Regions from separate parts of the Homo sapiens genome. Here region 2 is linked to region 1. A link is an interaction called in ENCODE POLR2A ChIA-PET data of the cell type or tissue named here. Cell type or tissue: HCT116. All regions are shown on one strand. Each heading gives the region's core, and the rest is flanking DNA. Links, peaks and the distances in the headings are about the cores only. Region 1 holds the start of GUCY2D (guanylate cyclase 2D, retinal). Region 2 overlaps LOC105371520 (a long non-coding RNA gene).

What was found. ChIA-PET counts read pairs that join two places held together with the same protein. Peaks named below come from ENCODE experiments on the same cell type or tissue, not always from the same donor. Only the 100,000 strongest peaks of a DNase experiment are listed, where the experiment ranks them.
Region 2: POLR2A ChIA-PET joins it to region 1 with 10 read pairs; 3 of 35 experiments call an interaction of 5 or more read pairs at or near these places.

Annotation. Positions count from the first base shown.
Region 1 is chr17:7,996,932-8,007,359 of GRCh38, forward strand. GUCY2D (guanylate cyclase 2D, retinal) reads left to right here and starts at 5,684. Exons shown (of 20, transcript NM_000180.4): 1 at 5,684-5,803; 2 at 6,108-6,837; 3 at 6,921-7,225; 4 at 9,432-9,783; 5 at 10,129-10,213. The coding sequence starts at 6,117. In HCT116, for the core only: no CTCF peak of the experiment used is centred there; no DNase peak of the experiment used is centred there; H3K27ac peaks cover 424 bases.
Region 2 is chr17:8,175,839-8,186,266 of GRCh38, forward strand. LOC105371520 (a long non-coding RNA gene) reads left to right here. Exons shown (of 4, transcript NR_188261.1): 3 at 5,561-5,677; 4 at 6,824-6,974. It overlaps TMEM107 (transmembrane protein 107), which reads right to left and starts at 542. Exons shown (of 5, transcript NM_183065.4): 1 at 362-542; 2 at 121-188; 3 at 1-19. The coding sequence starts at 448. RefSeq lists enhancers at 30-89, 81-692, 120-169, 330-419, 490-539 and 2 more. In HCT116, for the core only: a CTCF peak has its summit at 6,261; a DNase peak (open chromatin) is centred at 6,223; H3K27ac peaks cover 582 bases.

The sequences.
Region 1 (10,428 bases), core at 2,429-10,428:
GTAGTTTAATGGAATCCTGATTTTTACCCTCTAGTTTGGATTCAGTGTTTCTAACTTGAAGTTTTTTTGTTTTTTTTGTTTTGTTTTGTTTTTTTGACCAGACCCCCAGGACTTGTTTCCTTCTGTGAGATTCAGGCCAAATTGGTTTCAAAAGTTGTTTTGCTTCAAGGAATAGTTTTTCCTTATCTACTGCTGCAGTGATTCCACAAACAGAAACTTCTAATTCCTTCTGTCAACTCCTCCAAATTTCGTGACTTTATGGGGGGCAGGGAAGGGACTAAAAATCTCAGAAGAAAGAGCTTTATACCCTTTGCCTCTAGACAGAGCAAAACCAAGACCTTCCAGAGAGGGAGCGCCACCTGCAGCTGAGGCTATTTATAGTACAGGAGTTGGATTTAAATATAATTCTGTCCTCTGGTAACTCCAGCCAGCTGCTACTTTAAGATTTGGCGCCGCCCTTTATGTAAGAGGGCATGTTTTGTTTCAGTACCTTTCAGATGGAATCGAAATTTAGCAGTAAGCAACAAACAAGCTCTGGTGTGGGCCACTGGAAGTGAGAAGCAGTGTGGTGGCAGGAGGCTGGCTGTGCAACCTTGGCGTGAGGACTAGAATGGATTTAAAATAGTCCACTCCTTGAGTATAAAATGGTACAGGCTCTGCAGAAAACAGTGTGTCAGTTCCTGAAACAATCAAGCATAGAATTATATGATCCAGGCCAGGCACGGTGGCTCACACCTGTAATCTCAGCACTTTGGGAGGCCAAGGTGGGTGGATTGCTTGAGGTCAGGAGTTCGAGACCAGCCTGGCCAACATGGTGAAACCCCGTCTCTACCAAAAATACAAAAATTAGCCTGGTGTGGTGGCGCCTGCCTGTAGTCCCAGCTACTCGGGAGGCTGAGGCAGGAGAATCACTTGGACCTGGAAGACGGAGGCTGCAGTGAGCAGAGGTCAAGCCACTGCCTTCCAGCCTGGGTGACAGAGTGAAACCCTGCCACAAAAAATAAAATTAAATAAAATTAAATATTTATTTGAAAAAAGAATTATATGATCCAGCAATCCCACTTCTAGGTGTATACCCAAAACAACTGAAGGAAGGGACTCAGAGACCAAGAGGTGGAAGCAAGCCAAGTGTCCACAGAAGAATGAATGGGTAAATAAAATGTGGTATATACTGTACATACAATGGAATATTATTTAACCTTAAAAAGGAGTGAGGTGGGGCTTGGTGGCTCACACCTGTAATCCCAGCACTTTCGGAGGCCAAGGCAAGAGGATCACCTGAGGTCAGGGGTTTGAGACCGGCCTGGCCAACATGGTGAAACCCCGTTTCTACTAAAAATACAAAAATTAGCCAGGCATGGTGATGCACGTCTGTAGTCCCAGCTACTCGGGAGGCTGCGGCACGCAAATTGCTTTGAACCCAGGAGGCTGAGGTTGCAGTGAACCGAGATTGCCCCACTGCACTCCAGCCTGGGGTGACAGAGTGAAACTCTGTCTCAAAAAAAAAAAAAAAAAAAAAAAAAAGGAATGAACCTCTGATACGTTACAGCATAGGATAAACCTTGAAAACATCATGCTAAGTGAAATAAACAGACACAAAAGGACAAATACTCTATGATTCTACTTATGTGAGGTAGCTAAAGTAGTCAAATTCATAGAGACAGAAAGAATGATGGGCCGGGGGCAATGGCTCACACCTGTAATCCCAGCACATTGGGAGGCTGAGGTGGGAGGATTACTTGAGCCCAGGAGTTGGAGACCAGCCTAGGCAACATAGTGAGACCCTCATCTCTGCCAAATTTCAAAAAATTAGCCAGGCATAGTGGCACATGCCTGTGATCCCAGCTGCTTGGGAGGCTGAGGTGGGAGGATTGTGTGAGCCCAGGAGGTTGAGGCTATAGTGAGCTGAGATCGTGCCATTGTACTCCAGCCTGGGCAACAGTGCAAGACCCGGTCTCTAAAAAATAAAAAGGAAAAAAAAATAAGAACAGTGGTTTCTGGGGGCTGGAGGGAGGGGAAATGGGGAGCTAGTATTTAATGGGCACAGAGTTTCAATTGGGTAAGATGGAAAAGTTCTGGAGATGGACAGTGGTGATGGTTGCACAACAATATGAATTTACTTAACACCACTGAATTGTACACTTTAAAAATGTTAAAGTGGGGAGACTGGGCGCGGTGGCTCACCCCTGTAATCCCAGCACTTTGGGAGGCTGAGGCAGGCGGATCACGAGGTCAAGAGATCGAGACCATTCTGGCCAACAAGGTGAAACCCCGTCTCCACTAAAAATACAAAAATTAGCTGGGCGTGGTGGCGGGTGCCTGTAATCCCAGCTACTCGGGAGGCTGAGGCAGGAGAATCGCTTGAACCCGGGGGGCGGAGGTTGCAGTGAGCCAAGATCACACCACTGCACTCCATCCTGGGCAGCTGAGTGAGACTCTGTCTCAAAAAAAAAAAAAAAAAAAAAGTTAAAATGGTAAATTTTATGTTAGGTATATTTTATGACAAAAAGATTTTAAAAATCCCCCCTTCATCTTCATCTATATTACCCATCTGTCCATGGACCCTAGAGGAAAATTGGGAGATTGTCAATTTAACCAAATTGGTCTCTGGACCTCATTCTCATCATGTGTGAAATGAAAGAGTTGGCTGGAGTTTCCACAATTTCATGTAGAGATGTTGAGTCAGAAGACAGGAGATGTGGGGAGGTAACTCTTATGGAAGGTAAGAAGCACAGCACTGTAGAAACGAATATTGATGTCTACTGGATTTTGGAAGTCTGCTACAGGTCAGACATCTAAATTTTTGTTGACAAATTTTTTTTAATTTAAATTAGAAAACATTTCAAGCATACAGAAAATCCCTACATATAGCGATTGTTTACCACCAAAAACTAACAGATGTTAATATTTTGCCATATATATATATGATCCGCCAGCCTCTGCCTCCCAAAGTGCTGGGATTACAGGCATGAGCCACCATGCCCAGCCTATGTGTCTTGCTTAATAAATCCATTCCTACCCTGAATTGATAAAGATGTCTTTTCAATCTATGTCTTTTTTTCTCTTAAAAATTTCTGCTCTTTTTAAATTTTTCTATTTTCTTATTTTTTTTCTTTGTTCTTCAGAGCAGATCTACTTTCTTTGAATTCTATAATCTAAAATTTTTAATTAACTTTATTTGGAAATAATTTCAAACTTAAAAAATGTTGCAAAAATAAAAAATATGCAAAGAACACTCACAGGCTGTTTACCCAGATTCACCTATTGTTAGCATTTTACCCTATTTGTTTATCATTTGAAATAGATAATATATAAAACATACCATATATCATATCTAATATATATTTTTTCTGGACTGCTTGAGGGTCAGTTATATACATGATGCTTTACCATTAAATACTTCAGTGTGTATTTCCTATGAACAGGGATAGTCTAACATAACTACACTACCATTATTAACTTTATAACTTTATACTCTTTTGAATCTCCTGTGATATTCCAATTTTGTCAATTGCCAATTTTTTTGTTAATGTTGATGTTCTTTATAGCATTTTTATAACCCCATGCCGCCCTATAACCATTTTTCTTTTCTTTTTTTGTTTTTTGAGATGGAGTCTCACTTTGTTGCTTAGGCTGGAGTGCAGTGGCGCGATATTGGCTCACTGCAAACTCTGCTTCCCAGGTTCAGGTGATTCTCTTGCCTCAGCCTCCTGAGCAGCTGGGATTACAGGTGCACTCCACCACCCGCGGCTAATTTTTGTATTTTTAGTAGAGACGGGACTTCACCATGTTGGCCAGGCTGGTCTCAAACTCCTGACCTCAAGTGATCCGCCTGCCTCGGCCTCCCAAAGTGCTGGGATTATAGGCGTGAGCCACGGTGCCCGGCCTCAAGCCCTATAACCTTATAGCACTTTAAAAAAATCCAATGATACAGAATCCAAACTAAGGGCAGGTGTTGCATATAATTGTCATGTCTTTTTAGGTTTCTTTAATCTGAAACAGTTCCTCAACCTCTATTTGCCTTCTATGACATTGACATTTTTGAAGAATGCAGTCCTCCCCACCTTTTTAAATAGAACGTTTCTCATTTAGTGTTTATCTTATGTTTCCTTGTGATTAGATTTGAAATAATGCTGGAACATTGCCGAGACGTATTGTGCAGCACTGCATAGGTGTAGTATTATGTCCTTCTCAGGGTATCACATCTGGAGGCAAAGAATGTCTCTCTGCCCCTCATGGTTAATTTTGATCACTTGCTTAAAGTATTGCCCCATTTCTCCACTGTACAATGACTGCTTTTTATTTTATTCCCCACTCCCTTCCAACTCATGGCAATCTGGAGGGAGATACTTTCAGACCCTGCAAAAGTTCTGCTCCTCATCCAACATTTCCCCCAGCTTTAGAATCCACTGATGATTCTTACCTGATCCAATCTTTGCCACCAAGTCTGAAAATGATTCATTTAAAAGTTTTTAAGTTTTATTTTTCACATATAGGTCTTTGACCTGGAATAGATTTTGTGTATGGTGTGAGATAGGGATTGAATTCTATTTTCCCCCCAGATGGCTAATCAGCTCCATTTGTTGAAGTTTATTCTTTCCCAGTTGGTAAGAAATGTCCACGTCTTCACACATTTGCTGTGTTTGTTTCAGTACTGTATATTCTATTTCATTGGTCCATTTGTTTATCCTTGTGCCAAAACTATGAAGTCTTTATTGCCATAGCTTTATAATATATATTTATATAAATATATAATTGCTGTCACTACATAATGTGGATTTATATAAATATATAATATATAATTGCTATAGCTTTATAGTATATATTTATATAATTGCTGTTTTATATATCATATAATTATATAAATATATAATTGCTATGTTTTATATATTATATATTTATGTAGATATATAATTGCTATGTTTTATATATTATATATTTACATAAATACATAATTGCTATTGCTTTATAATAAATTTGTATATCTTATAGGGCATCTTCCATTATACTCTTCTCTAAAATTGTTAGCTATTCTTGCCATCCGGGCAATTATATTCATTTTCACAACAACCCTCAGATTAAGCAATTGCCCAAGGTCCAAAAATCAGCAAGAGGGACTTGGAACCCAGGTCTGTCGGAGGCCAAAGCTCTTTTCATTACTTCCTGAGGGTGGTTTTCTAGGCATGGAGAAGCAGAGGTCAGGGAATCAAGTGTGGCGAGAGAGAGAAGAGAAGTGAAAGAAGAAAGGCAGGTGTCAGCTTGGTGTGGGTTTGGTCTCTGGGATATAGACTTTGCCAGCCAAAGGATGGAGCTTGAACTTAGCTGGCAGAACTGGAAACAGAAGATTGTAAGGAAAGGGACTGGGATCAGTGTTTCTTCTCCAGGACGGATTACCCACAGCTGTCCACGGGCAGGCACTTGTTACTTTCTGGCTGAGCAGGGCAGTGTGGCCGACGGCTGAAAGGGGAAGCTGCGGCTGCTTTTGTGCAGGGGTGGTGGTGATGAGGGTGATGTGGGGGGCTGGAAGGCATGGAGGGGAAAGGATCTGGCTGACTACCTGGAAGCCAGGACAGATCCCACCCCAGAAAGGCGCAGTAGGGGCTCTCATCCTCCACTAGCCCGCCCCTCCCTACCTAATTAAGGACCCTAATCAGCTTGGGGAGATTAAGGGCTCTGGCCGGCTGTACCCACGCCCCCGCCCTGGCCTGGGCTGGCAAGGAAGACCTGTGGGCGGGCGTCAAAAGGGGGACCGGCCCTGTGACCCCTCACCGGGGGCCGTGGGCCCGAGCCCCCGGACTTCCCTGTAAATGTCAGAGGCCCCTCCGCTGGGATAGGGTCGGTCTGAGGGCGCAGGCGAGTCCCTGCTGACCCCTGACGCCTCCGACGGGGGGAGGGGCAGGCCGGGTGGGAGCGGGAAGCCGGGGCGGCAGAAGGGGGCTTCGGGGCGGTGTCCTTGGCCCCAGTTAGTCTTCCCAGCCTCCGGAGGGGGCGGTAGCAGCAGAATCATCCCATGGGTTACTCGGGCTTGGAGAAACTCGGGGTTACGGGGAGAACCCTAGGGGAGGCCGGGGTCTCAGTCGCTCAGCCTGCTCCGTCTGTGTTCGCAGAAGCCGGCAATGACCGCCTGCGCCCGCCGAGCGGGTGGGCTTCCGGACCCCGGGCTCTGCGGTCCCGCGTGGTGGGCTCCGTCCCTGCCCCGCCTCCCCCGGGCCCTGCCCCGGCTCCCGCTCCTGCTGCTCCTGCTTCTGCTGCAGCCCCCCGCCCTCTCCGCCGTGTTCACGGTGGGGGTCCTGGGCCCCTGGGCTTGCGACCCCATCTTCTCTCGGGCTCGCCCGGACCTGGCCGCCCGCCTGGCCGCCGCCCGCCTGAACCGCGACCCCGGCCTGGCAGGCGGTCCCCGCTTCGAGGTAGCGCTGCTGCCCGAGCCTTGCCGGACGCCGGGCTCGCTGGGGGCCGTGTCCTCCGCGCTGGCCCGCGTGTCGGGCCTCGTGGGTCCGGTGAACCCTGCGGCCTGCCGGCCAGCCGAGCTGCTCGCCGAAGAAGCCGGGATCGCGCTGGTGCCCTGGGGCTGCCCCTGGACGCAGGCGGAGGGCACCACGGCCCCTGCCGTGACCCCCGCCGCGGATGCCCTCTACGCCCTGCTTCGCGCATTCGGCTGGGCGCGCGTGGCCCTGGTCACCGCCCCCCAGGACCTGTGGGTGGAGGCGGGACGCTCACTGTCCACGGCACTCAGGGCCCGGGGCCTGCCTGTCGCCTCCGTGACTTCCATGGAGCCCTTGGACCTGTCTGGAGCCCGGGAGGCCCTGAGGAAGGTTCGGGACGGGCCCAGGGTCACAGGTAGGCTCCCTTGCAGGGTGCGAGGAGGTCGGCTGGTCCTGCCGGCAGCCGGACGGCGCCGCGAGCCAAGCCTCTGTCCGCAGCAGTGATCATGGTGATGCACTCGGTGCTGCTGGGTGGCGAGGAGCAGCGCTACCTCCTGGAGGCCGCAGAGGAGCTGGGCCTGACCGATGGCTCCCTGGTCTTCCTGCCCTTCGACACGATCCACTACGCCTTGTCCCCAGGCCCGGAGGCCTTGGCCGCACTCGCCAACAGCTCCCAGCTTCGCAGGGCCCACGATGCCGTGCTCACCCTCACGCGCCACTGTCCCTCTGAAGGCAGCGTGCTGGACAGCCTGCGCAGGGCTCAAGAGCGCCGCGAGCTGCCCTCTGACCTCAATCTGCAGCAGGTAGACGGTCCCGGGAGGAGGGAAGAAGGCAAGGGAGAGGGGAGAGGACAGCCAAAGCAGGGAGAGGAGGATGCAGCCAATGGAGAAAGAACCACTGGCAGCTCTAGCTGTTTGGAGTTTCCTGGGTAATGTAGAGGCTCTGGCCCCACTTGGGGTCTCTTAGTGTACGAGGATTGCCTCTAGAGAGTAGGCAATTCGACCTCTCAAGTCCAACATCAAGCAGTAAACTCTAATGAACTGTAAACTGCAAAACCTTTTGCAATTGGCTTCAAAGTAAACCCGTTTCCACCACCACATACTCCCAGCTGTCTAAAATAAATACTTGGTGTTCTTGAAAGCAGGAAGGAGGGAGGATGCCAATCCAACCTTCATCCCTAGTTCAGAGGTATTTCCTCTGGGGCCTCATCTGGTGGTCTTAGCTTTTCAAGGGCCTAGACACCTTGCAAGAAGCAGAAAGTTCCCTGGGTGGATTCAGGGGCAATCCTAACCAGATCCATAGTGTATTTCCAACATCCAGCTAATACCTAGGGATCCCCAAGTCCCCAGAATCCCAGTTCAGATCATCTAACTTTACTCCCGCCACAAAGGGGGACTAGAAACCACTATGAGAAGGGAATTTAGATGTCAACGGGCAGTGAATTAACCACCACAAAGGTCCAACTCACAGGCGGCTGCATGAGAGAAGGGTCGTAGGGGTTGCAATTTCCCATCGATGCCCCTAGATTCTTCCAAGAGGATTGGAGGTGTCCAATGGAGGGGGGAGGGGTGCAGTGATGGGAATAGTCAGAAGAGAATACAAGATAGGAATCATAATGAGATGGGATGGAGGGAGGGTCGGTCAGTGGAGAGAGGGAGGTTGAGAAAGTAGAGAGAGAAAAGCCCTTCAGCTCTCAGTAAGTACCACAGCAGTCCTCTCCACTGCCCAAACTGCGCAAGCCTCTGAGCGTGTGAGTCACCCTTGATTCCTTGAATTCTTCGCCCCCACTTCCAGGCATCAAGCCCTGTTACTGTTACTTCCTAAAGATCATTCGAATTCATCCGCTTTCTCCATCTTTACTGTCACTGCCCTGATTCAGGCCACAGCACCCCCAGCCCAAATCCCAAAACATAATCTCTCAGATGGTCTCTGCTTCAACACTCACCTGCCCAACACCTTTCTCCAGATCAAGCTTCAGAAATCTGACAGATCTCACCCTGTCATGCCCCTGTTCAAAGCCTCACAGTGGCTTCTGTTGCCCTGGATAGATGCAGGCCTCTCCACATGGCTTACCAGGTCACCTGTCTTTCTCTCTCTTCCACCTCCCATGAACTTCAGCCAGACCAAGCTACTCTGGGTTCTTGGAATGTGTCCTTCTCTTTTGCCTCTGAGCTTCTGAGTGTGCTGTTTCCTCTCTCTTGTCCCTGCCTCCCCTGGATAATTCTGACTCATCCCCTGAAGGATGGTCACTTCTAACAGCTCCTTCTCTGTCCACAGCCTAGGGTGGGGACACCCATTCCTGTCTCTGCAGCTCCCTCAGTTTCCCCTACTTTTACTCATTGCACTGCCTGAACACCCCTGTCTCTTTGGCAAGAAGAAAGGTTCCTTGAGACGGGGTCTGTCTTGTACACTGATACATCTTTAGTGCTCTGCACAGTGCCTGGCTCTCTGAGAGATGGCAACTGGGAATAATAGAGAAGCCTGATAAGATCGGGTGGTAACAATAGAGAAGGTTTTTTGTTTGTTTTTTGTTTAGTTTTTTTGTTTGTTTGTTTGTTTTTTTAAGGAACAACAGAAAATAGAAGCCAACCAAAAGATAGGTGAGAAGGCTTTTAGGTGAATGGTAGGTGATGAGGTTAAAACTATATGCTGGGCAACCAACAGGAAGAAGAGAGGACCTACAGGTGATGGAGAATTAGAATCAACCAATGGTCAGAGAGGAGGCTGAGTCCTGAAAAGAGGAACCAGTTAGTGGGGAGAGCAGGTGTGACAGCCAATAGGAGAGGGAGGAAGAGAGAGCCAGTGGGGAGGGAGGAAGAGAGAGCCAATGGGGAGGGAGGAAGAGAGCCAATGGGGAGGGAGGAAGAGATAGCCAATGGGGAGGGATCCTGGGAACAACTAACTGGAAGGTGGCAACAGTGGATACCCTGGGCTTGACAGGCAGTGAAAGAATCTGGTCTGTCTGTGGGCTGTGACCCCGACCTCTGAGCCCCTACTCTCCTTCTCCAGGTCTCCCCACTCTTTGGCACCATCTATGACGCGGTCTTCTTGCTGGCAAGGGGCGTGGCAGAAGCGCGGGCTGCCGCAGGTGGCAGATGGGTGTCCGGAGCAGCTGTGGCCCGCCACATCCGGGATGCGCAGGTCCCTGGCTTCTGCGGGGACCTAGGAGGAGACGAGGAGCCCCCATTCGTGCTGCTAGACACGGACGCGGCGGGAGACCGGCTTTTTGCCACATACATGCTGGATCCTGCCCGGGGCTCCTTCCTCTCCGCCGGTACCCGGATGCACTTCCCGCGTGGGGGATCAGCACCCGGACCTGACCCCTCGTGCTGGTTCGATCCAAACAACATCTGCGGTGGAGGTGAGGGCGAGCACCCCAGTCCCCACTGAGACAATCGCCATGGACCATCCACAAAGTGATGAAAGAGAGTGGACTCCTATCCTGTAATCCGTCTTCGATGCCCTTCTAGGCCCTCTCCCAGCCTCTGGCTTGCACAGGACCCCTCTCTTGCTGAGCTCCAAAGCCCTCTTGGAAATTTTCTATCATTCCCAGCCTCTCCCCTTTGAGGAACTATGACCTACCCCTAGAGCCTCTCTGGGCCCCCATCCCCCTTTCCTGGAGGGGCCAGCATGTGGCATGCCTCCCTAGAGAAGAGGCCTCCCCTGGCATCGCTCCTCAGTATACCTCCTGTCACTGTCCCTTCAGGACTGGAGCCGGGCCTCGTCTTTCTTGGCTTCCTCCTGGTGGTTGGGATGGGGCTGGCTGGGGCCTTCCTGGCCCATTATGTGAGGTGAGTAGTGGAATGAGGTAAGTAGGAAGTGAGCTTGTGCCAGAAATGGAAGTCTGCAGCAAAAACAGCAGGCTGGGTTCACTCAGGAGTAGAGGAGGAGATTTTTCTTGGGGTGAGGGTGTTCTGGTGGGCTGGTAGAGTCCCAGGGGATGTGTGCTTTGGGGATGGCTGCCCTCCAGGACCCCTCCCCTGAGCCAACGTTATCCCTCCCCCGC
Region 2 (10,428 bases), core at 1,439-9,438, 180 kb after region 1:
AGAGAGCGCGGCCACCAGCCTGCAGAGAGGAAGTGGACTGGCCCAGGCCTTTGGACTTATTCTAAGACCCCTCCACTCCCACCACCTCTTCGTTCTGGCCACCCCGTCCCAAGAGCTCACTGAATGTCCTGCTTGTCATACTCCTCGGGGGTGAACGTGAGAGGCAGGCAGGCCTGTATGTTGCTGTCCTGGGAGCAGGGCACAGGAAGAGAAGTGAAAAAGGGGCAGGCTGCAGGGCAGGCCTGGGGGCGGCGGGAAACAAGAAAACCCAAGAGGGTAAGACACTGGGAGGGGGCAGGGTAGGACTAGGACCACTCAGAGATGGGAATGGGGACGGATTGAGTGCAGCCGTGGGTCTTACCCGGGACCAGAATAAGGTGATGACGACCACCAGATGCGCCAGGAGCGTCAGGAAGCGAGAGGGCACAAGCCCTGAGACCCGGCCCATGGCCCTCGGGGACAAGGGCGGCGGTCTCTGAGGCTGGAAGTTCAGAGACAGCGACTCCTGAAGTCTCCCCGCAAGCCGACAAATCTAGACGAACGCCTCCTTCCCGCCCGCTCAGGCACCGCCCAGTTGCCTTGGTAACCGTGTACGCGGGCTCGGCGCCGCGTTCTCGGAAATCCTCGCGAGCAGTACATTCTCCGGCTGCTGCGGGTCTCTCAGGGCCAGCGAAGGTCAGGGGTACCCGAAGGCGCTTCTAACCTAACGGCTGGGTACCCGCGCGCAGCCAGGCCCTTTGTTCCTCAGAGGGTGCGAGGTGGCACAGCCCCGCAGCGCCCGATCTGCCCACGCAGGGCGGATGAACGGAAACCCACCCTGGCCTAGCTTGGGGACACCAATGCTTCTGCTGTTGCCCACGCCGGGAGCGGCCCCCAGCCCCAGCTACGCTGCCCAGTTGTGGATCACTTGAGACCGCTGCCACCACCACGCCGGGCTGAGTTCCCCGCCATGCCGAAGACTCAGACCCGCTCCCCTTCCCCTCCTCTGCATGCCTTTAGCTTCCCACCAAGCTGGGCCTGAGAAACAAGGGACCCGAACCTGGAGAGGCCGGTGTTCCTGGACTGCTCTGCAGTCACAGATTGTCACGGAGCCCCTGGTTGTCTGAGGACCCCAGGCCTGAACCTTCCTTGAGGAAGACTGATTTCTTTCAGACTACTTTGCTCAGTTTGGTGAGGGATTTGCAGAGTGCAAAAAATGGCCAGCGTCCTTAAACTAGCATGGGGATAAGAGCAGAGCAAGGTGGCTGGAAAGAGTGGGAGTGGACGAAGGGAATGGGACAGTCCCTGCGTCTCTGGGAGGCTTGGAGCCGGCTGGAAGGGAAACTCAACTCAGATTTCTTTGTCCCTTGGAGGTGCTGGGCCTCCGACATTGCCCAGCTACAGTCCAAGAAGCTCTTATCATCGGCGACCTCATGACCTTTGGGCCTCAGCGCAGGTCCCTGCAGATCTGAAAGTTCTTTAATTGCTGAGTCAAGTCCCATCCTCAAGGAACCTCCCGGCCCATCTCCCAGGAGAACAATCTCTTCCTACTCCCCACTCCCCATCTCAGTGCTTTTAGCCAGCCTAAACTACAAGCCCAAGAGGCATTTCTCATTCCTTCAACAAATATTTGTATATGTTTATTGATTACCTAGTAAGGGTATTCTAGTCAGGGAGATCAACAACAGACATGCAAACAAATAAATCCGTAAGATAATAGGCGCTACAAACAGGGAAAAGCGGGCTGTGCACTGTGGCTCACACCTGTAATCCCAGCGCTTTAGGAGGCCTAGGAGGGCGGATCACCTGAGGTCAGGAGCTCGAGACCAGACTGACCAACATGCTGAAACCCTGTCTCCACTAAAAATACAAAATTAGCCGGGCGTGGTGGCGCGTGCCTGTAATCCCAGCTATTCGGGAGGCTGAGGCATGGGAATCGCTTGAACCCAGGAGGTGGAGGTTGCAGTGAGCCGAGATCGCGCCATTGCACTCCAGCCTCTGCAACAAGAGCGCAACTCCGTCTCCAAAAAAAAAAGAAACGCTAGAATTATAATTCTATAAAAATAGGGCATTTATAATTCTATTAAAATAGAGCATTTATTTTGTTTTATTTTATTTATTTACTTTTTCTGAGACGGAGTCTCGCTCTGTCTCCCAGGCTGGAGTGCAGTGGCGCAATTTCGGCTCACTGCAAGCTCGGCCTCCCGGGTTCACGCCATTCTCCCGTCTCAGCCTCCTGAGTAGCTGGGACTACAGGCGCTCGCCACCATGCCCGGCTAATTTTTTGTGTTTTTAGGAGAGACGGAGTTTCACTGTGTTAGCCAGGATGGTCTCGATCTCCTGCCCTCGTGATCCGCCAGCCTCGGCCTTGCAAAGTGCTGGGATTACAGGCATGAGCCACCGCGCCCAGCCGGACATTTAACCTTAAACTTTATTTTAGAAACTTTGGCCAAAAATTGGCCGGGAGCGGTGGCTCAGGCATGTAATCCCAGCACTTTGGGAGACCGAGGCAGGGAGATCACCTGAGGTCAGGAGTTTCAGACCGGCCTGGCCAACATGGTGAAACCTCATCTCTACTGAAAAAAAAAAAAAAAAAAAAGTTAAAAAGTTAGCCAGGTGTGGTGGCGCCCGCCTCTAATCCCAGCTATTCCAGAGGCTGAGGGAGGAGAAGTGCTTGAACCCGGGAGGCAGAGGTTGCAGTGATCCAAGATCGTGCCACTGCACTCCCGCCTGGGAAACAGACCAAGACTTCGTCTCAAAAAAAAAGAAAAGAAATAAAAAGAAAATGCACTCTGGGACCAGAAGCAAAAGCCCATGCCTGTAATCCCAGCACTTTGGGAGGCCAAGGCGAAGTATTCCTTGAACCCAAGACTTTGAAGCCAGTCTGAGCAACATAGTGAGACACCTCTCTCTGTTAAAACAATAATAAAGGCCGGGAATGGTGGCTTACGCTTGTAATCCCAGAACTTTGGGAGGCCGAAGCGGGCGGATCCCCTGAGGTCAGGAGTTTGAGACCAGCCTGACAAACATGATGAAACCCCGTCTCTATTTAAAAATACAAAAAAAAAAAAAAAAAAAAAAATTAGCCGGGCATGGTGGCACACACCTGTATTCCCAGCTACTCGGGAGGCTGGGGCAGGAGAATCGCTTGAACCCGGGAGGCGGATGTTACAATGAGCCGAGATTGCGCCACTGCACTCCAGCCTGGACAACAGAGCAAGACTCCAACTCAAAAAAAAAAAAAAAAAAAATATATATATATATATATATATATACACACACACACACATATATACATACATAGATATCTTTTTAATAAAGTTTTAGGCCGGGCGCGGTGGCTCACGCCTGTAATCCCAGCACTTTGGGAAGCCGAGGCGGGTGGATCATCTGAGGTCAGGAGTTCAAGGCCAGCCTGGCCAACATGGAGAAACCCCGTCTCTACTAAAAATACAAAAATTAGCCAGGCATCGTGGCACGCTCCTGTAGTCCCAGCTACTCGGGAGGCTGAGGCAGGAGAATCTCTTGAACCCACGAGGTGGAGATTGCAGTGAGCTGAGATCACACCACTGCACTCCACTCTGGGTGACAGAATGAGATTCCGTCTTAAAAAAAAAGTTTTAAACAATAAACATTAATGTTTTCGGAGTCTTATATTGTATTATTAAGACAAGAAATTGGAAAAAAAATGGAATGATTTATAGGATTGAGGGTCCCTAAAATGTTGAACTCCTATATATTGAAACTATGTAATGACATTTTCATATAAACCATCTCTTTAAAAGACAGCACAGCCTTTTCTTCATATTGGAGACAATGTAATCACCAAAACTTGCTTTTATCCCCATGAAATAAAAGCTTGTGATTTTCTAAACTTTACTGAGGAGTTACTATTATTATTATTATTATTTTTTTAAAGGAGGTTCAACAAAGTCTCTCTTTGTTTTTTTTAGGCAGGGTCTTGCTCTGTCACTCAGGATGGAGTGCAGGGGTATGATCATGACTACAGTGACCCTCGACCTCCCTGGCTCAGGTGATCCTGCTGTCTCAGCCTCCGGAATAGCTGGGACTACAGACGCACGCCACCATGCCCAGCTAATTTTTGTATTTTTAATAGAGACCGCGTTTCACCGTGTTGGCCAGGATGGTCTCCATCTCTTGACCTCGTGATCTGCCCGCCTCAGTCTCCCGGCACCCAAAGTGTTGGGATTACAGGCGTGAGCCACCGTACCCGGCACCCCCCTCCCTTTTTTTTTTTTTTTTTTTTTTTTGAGACAGAGTTTTCACCTTTGTCGCCCAGGCTGGAGTGCAATGGCATAATCTCGGCTCACTGCAACTGCCGCCTTGTGGGTTGGGGTGATGCTCCTGCCTCAGCCTCCCTAGTAGCTGAGATTACAGGTACCCGCGACCATGCCCAGCTAATTTTTGTATTTTTAGTAGAGACGGGGTTTCACCATGTTGGCCCGGCTGTTCTCGAACTTCTGACTCCTGACTTCAGGTGATCCACCCGCCTCGGCCTCCCAAAGCGCTGGGATTACAGGCGTGAGCCGCCACGCCCGGCCAGTTCTTTTCTTAACTGTTGGACCCCTTCAAAGTTCTGAAGATAGTTTCAAACCTCCCTGCTCTCAGGATGGACAAGGAAACCCATTAAGTTTTCTCCTTTGAAATGACCCCCATTGCATTTGATTCCTAAAATGAGTGATAGTAATGACACCTAATTTACAATGAGAGATGAGCTTCCTGTATTCTCCAATGCAGAAATTACAGCATAGCAAGCATTCAAACGTTCTTAGGAGACAAGATAAAAAGACTGAAGGTTCAGCCTGGGCGACATGGCAAAACCCCGTCTCTACAAAACAATACAAAAAATTAGCCAAACATAGTGGTGCACACCTGTAGTTCCAGCTGCTTGGGAGGCTGAGGTGGGAGGTTCACCTGCACCCAGGAAGTGGAGGCTGCAGTGAGCCATGATCACACCACTGCACTGCAGCCTGAGTGCCAGGAGTGAGACCTGTCTCAAAAAAAAAAAAAAAAAAAAAAAAAGACTGACGAACTCTCCATGCTTTTCTTCCCTCTGTCTGCAACTTACATGCATTTTCGACCTAGACCTTCAGAGGTGAGCTCCCCCAGTGAGAGATTCATCAAATATAACTGTTCACAGATGAAAGAAGTTGTCATAGGCCAAAAGTGAGGAAAATCCAGGACCTGCTTTTGCAAGGTTTTCCAAGGTCTCTGAATAGAAGGAAGTGAAAGAGTCAGCTACATGAACATCTAGGGAAAGAGCATTCCAGACAGAGGACATAGCAAGTGCAAAGATGGTGAGAACAAGCCAAGTGTGTTTGTTGAACAGTAAGGAAGGCAGCATTTCAGAAACCTAGTGATGGAAGGGGAAGAAAAGTTCAGTGTGAGGTTCGTTAGGTAAACAGGGGCCAGATGAAGCCAGGCCTTGCAGCTACAGGGAGGGACATGGTCAGGTTGGTGTTCTAGATGATGACTCTAGTTGCAACATGGATAATGGATTTTAAGCAAATTTTATTTTTATTTATATTCTTCTTCCATTTTTTTTCTTTCTTTTAAGCAGATTTTAAACAGAAGGCTAATAATTATCCAGAAGAGACAGGATGAGGCTTGGACAAAGGAGGTGGAGGGTATCAAAAGATATTTAGAAGATAAAGGAAGTCTGGACTTGGTGCTGTGGGTGAGTGGGAAAAAGGGAGGGTCAGGATGGCTGTTAGATTATGGGGGCTCTGACAGCTGGAGGTCTGGGGCATTCTGCTTATAATAGGCCTTCTGGGCCAGGCGCAGTGGCTCACGCCTGTAATCCCAGCACTTTGGGAGACCGAGGCAGGCAGATCATGAGGTCAAGAGATTGAGACCATCCTGGCCAAAATGGTGAAACCCCATCTCTACTAAAAATACAAAAATTACCCAGGCATGGTGGTGTGCACCTGTAGTCCCAGCTACTTGGGAGGCTGAGCCAGGAGAATCGCTTGAACCTGGGAGGCGGAGGTTGCAGTGAGCCGAGATCGAGCCACTGCACTCCAACCTGGCGACAGAGCGAGACTCCGTCTCAAAAAAAAAAAAAAAAAAAATAGGCCTTCTGCATAGGGGACTTACTATATAAGTAACAACGGGGTAGTCACATTTCATGTCCTGAACTGATAAACAGTGAGTAGCCTTTCCTGTCATTTTCCATGACCTTGGTTCACAGAAGCCTGCCCTATAGAGACGCTATTTCTGCCTGCTCACAAAACCGATATTTAGAGCCAGCCAGTGGCCATAGGAGGTACTGCTGGTGATGAGGTGTCCCCCCAAGTGACTACTCACTCCAGGACTGGGACCCACAAGTACTAAGATTTGAACTCTTAATAAAAGGAGTTAAAAATCGTTTTTTTATCATGGACAAATTCAAACATGACAAAATAAAGAAAATAGCCGGGTGCGGTGGCTCATGCCTGTAATCCCAGCACTTTGGGAGGCCGAGGTGGGCAGATCACGAGGTCAGGAGTTCGAGACCCTGGCCAACATGGTGAAACCCAGTCACTACTAAAAATACAAATATTAGCTGCATGGTGGCAGGTGCCTGTAATCCCAGCTAATCGGGAGGCTGAGGCAGCAGAATCATTTGAACCTGAGAGGTGGAGGTTGCAGTGAGCTGAGATCGTGCCATTGCACTGCAACCTGGGTGACAGGGCAAGACTCCTTCAAAAAGAGGGGAGGGGAGGGGAGGGGGAAAGGTGAGGGAGTGGGGAGAGGGAAGGATGGGGGAGCCGAGGGGAGGGGAGATAATGAACACTTCTATTCTGCTTCAACAATTATCAACACATGGCCAACTTTGTTTCAGGTATACCCTCCCTCATGGCACACACCAGGTTATTTTGAAGCAAATCCTAGACGTCATCAAACAGTTCAAATTGCCCAAGTGTCTCCTACACACTTCTTTTTTCTTTTACAGTTTGTTTGAATCTGGGTCCAAATAAAGTCCACACATTGCACCTGGTTGTCATGTCTCGCTCATCTTGGGTCCTGCCTCCTCTCTACCCCCTCACCTCCTTTCTCCTTCTTTTCTTTTCTTGCAATTTATCAGTTGAAGGCATTGAGCCATTTCTGGGCCTTATTCTTGTGATGTGATTTAACATGTTCCTCCATGCCCTGCATGTCCTGTAAACTGGTTCTTAGATCCAGTGGTTGGTTAGTCTCACGTTCAGTTTTCTGGTAAAAACACATCATGAGTGACGGTTTGTTCTCCTGATTCCATTGCATCAGGACGCCTGCTTTTCCCTGTTTTTCTAGTGTTTAGGCTGAGCATTGGGTTCAGGTGTAGTCAGACTAGGCAACAATTATAAAATTCCCCGTCCGTTTTTCACCTAATGGTTTAGTTGATCATCACTGCCTAGCTCTATTATTTCATTAGGAGTTGCAAAATTGGGATGTCCTAATTCTGTCATTCTGCAGTAAGAACTTGCCATCATCAATTTGTTTACCATGAGATACAGGTCATACAGGAAAGGCAGGATAAATGTGTGGGTTTTTTCTTATGATTTACCAGTTTTCAGAAAAATGAGTTGGTTCTCTAGCATCTTGAAAAAGTAATTAGTTGTTTTTAATATCATTATGAACTTGTACATTTTAACATCTTTTGTGTATTTCAATCCATTGCAGTTATTCTTTTTGATGTTCAAATTGTCCCAATTTTGGTCGGTGGGAGCTTCTTCTGGTTGGTGCCTAAGCTTGCTTTCTTTCTTTTTTTTTGAGACGGAGTTTCGCTCTTGTTGCCCAGGCTGGAGTGCAATGGCGCGATCTCGGCTCACCGCAACCTCCGCCTCCCGAGTTCAAGAGATTCTCCTGCCTCAGCCTCCCGAGTAGCTGGAATTACAGGCATGCGCCACCACACCCGGCTAATTTTGTATGTTTAGTAGAAACAGGGTTTCTACATGTTGGTCAGGCTGGTCTAGAACTCCCGACGTCAGGTGATCCACCCGCCTCGGCCTCCCAAAGTGCTGGGATTACAGGCGTGAGCCACCATGCCCGGCTCCGTCTCCTCCTCCTCCTCCTCTTCTTCCAGACAGAGCCAGACTCCATCTCAAAAAAAAAAAAAAAAAAAAGAAAAAGACGATTATCTGACTATTCGGGTGGCAGGGAGATTAGAGAGGAGCCTGCTACAACAATCCAGCAAGAGAGGCTGAGGGGTTGTCAGTGGGATGGGGAAGGATGGTTGACAGGGGGATTATTGAGGAAATGGAATTGACAGGATGTGGTGACTGGAAGTAAGACGGTAGGGGGAGGGAAGAATCAAGGATGCATCCCCCAGCCTGGGCCTGGCCACTCTCTGGGAGTGCAGAAAGACTGGAAGGAAGTATGGCAGGGTCAAGTGAAGGTATCAGCAGGCACTACACATCTGAGTCCAGAGGTGGGAGCGAGATTCAGGAGCCCTTAGCAAGCAGGAAATAGCTGAATCCGTAGAACATGTGTAGCATGAGGAGAGAAAACCTCACCCGAGGAAAACCAGGATTTACAGGGAGAACAGAAAAAGAGATTGGAGCTGGGCGCGGTGGCTCACGCCTGTAATCCCAGCCCTTTGGGAGCTCGAGGCGGGTGGATCATCTGAGGTCAGCAATTCGAGACCAGCCTCTCCAACATGGTGAATCCCGGTCTCTACTTTAAAAAAAAAAAATTAAATTAACCGGCACCACGCCTGTAATCCCAGCTACTCGGGAGGTTGAGGAAGGAAAATCGCTTGAACCCGGGAGGCAGAGGTTGCGGCGAGCGAGAACGCGCCACACAGCACTCCAGCCTGGGCGACAGAGTGAGACTCCGTTTCAAAAAAATTTATAAAAGAAAAAAGAAAAAGAGACTGGAGCGGGGAGCCAGTTAGGAAGGGCCAGCAGACTAGTGTCAAGACAACCATGGGAAATGAGGCTCATGGAGAAGATGTTGCCTGGAGTCGGTTAAGGCCAGGCCTGAGAAAGCCTGTTGGCTTTGACATCTCTGTGGTCCCTGATAACTTTCGAGAGAGCCACTGTGTAGAAATTTGGCTTGGATGGAAAGGAATGAGATACAGGCAGGACCTCTTGTGCCATCTCGGCCTATTGAACTCCTTTCATTCTTCTAGAAACAGCCGGGCGCGGTGGTTCACGCCTGTAATCCCAGCACTTTGCGGGGCCGAGGAGGGCGGATCACGAGATCAGGAGTTGAAGACCAGCCTGGCCAACATGGTGAAACCCTGTCACCACCAAAAATACAAAAATTATAGCTGGGCGCGGTGGTGGGCGCTGTAATCCCAGCTACTCGGGAGGCTGAGGCAGACTTGCTTGAATCCGGGAGGCGGAGGTTGCAGTGAGCCAAGGTCGCGCCGCCGCACTCCAGCCTGGACGACAGAGTGAGACTCCGTCTCAAAAAAACAAAACAAAACAAAACAAAACAAAAACAGAAAAACAACAACAAAAAACTTATGTTGGCCGGGCATGGTGGCTCACGCCTGTAATCCCAGCACTTTGGGAGGCCGAGGCGGGCGGATCACCTGACGTCGGGAGTTCGAGACCAGCCTGACCAACATGTAGAAACCCTGTTTCTACTAAACATACAAAATTAGCCGGGCATGGTGGCGCATGCCTGTAATCCCAGCTACTCGGGAGGCTGAGGCAGGAGAATCTCTTGAACTCGGGAGGCGGAGGTTGCGGTGAGCCGAGATCGCGCCATTGCACTCCAGCCTGGGCAACAAGAGCGAAACTCCGTCTCAAAAAAAAAAAAAAAAAAAAAAAAAAAAAAGAAATACTGATGTTTGTGGTGGTTAAAATTAGAACAGAGATTGCCTCTGGCAAGGGAGGAGTGGGGATCCGTAGAGAAGGGACAGACATGCAAGAACCTTGAGAGAGGGAAATGTCCTATATGCTTTTAAAGAGTTGTGATTTGCGCAGGTGTATGTATTTGTCAAAACTCATCAAAATATAGACAAAATTTATCTGCCCTCCAACAGTTGAAATACCGATATTTTTCAAAAGTTTTACATACCGATCTCAGAGCTCTTCCCTGGGCCGTTTAAATCAGAATCTCCGAACCCGGGGGTTGTGCGTGGGTACATTCGAAGTCTCCGCAGGCAATTACAAAAGTGCAACCGGGGAGGAGACCTGCTGCTGGGGGAGCAAATCTCTTACCACTTCAGGTGCCCTAGGCTCTGGCACTGCTCTGTCACGTTCCGTCTGGTTCCCATCCTTCCATCCGTTTCTAGGCAGGTCCGTCCCCACTGGGCTGTAAGCTTTGGGATCCCCTGGCGATCAGCTCGGGACCCTCTATCTGGGCGTTGGCAGGACGCCGGGGGCCGGGAGGGACAGACCGCTAAGCCTGGATCCCATAGTCACTGCCCTGGGGTGCCACTCGCCCGGCTCGTCCTACAGGGCTGGCTCGGCGAGCGCAGATACGACCCCGCAGCTGTTCAGAGGGGCAGAAATG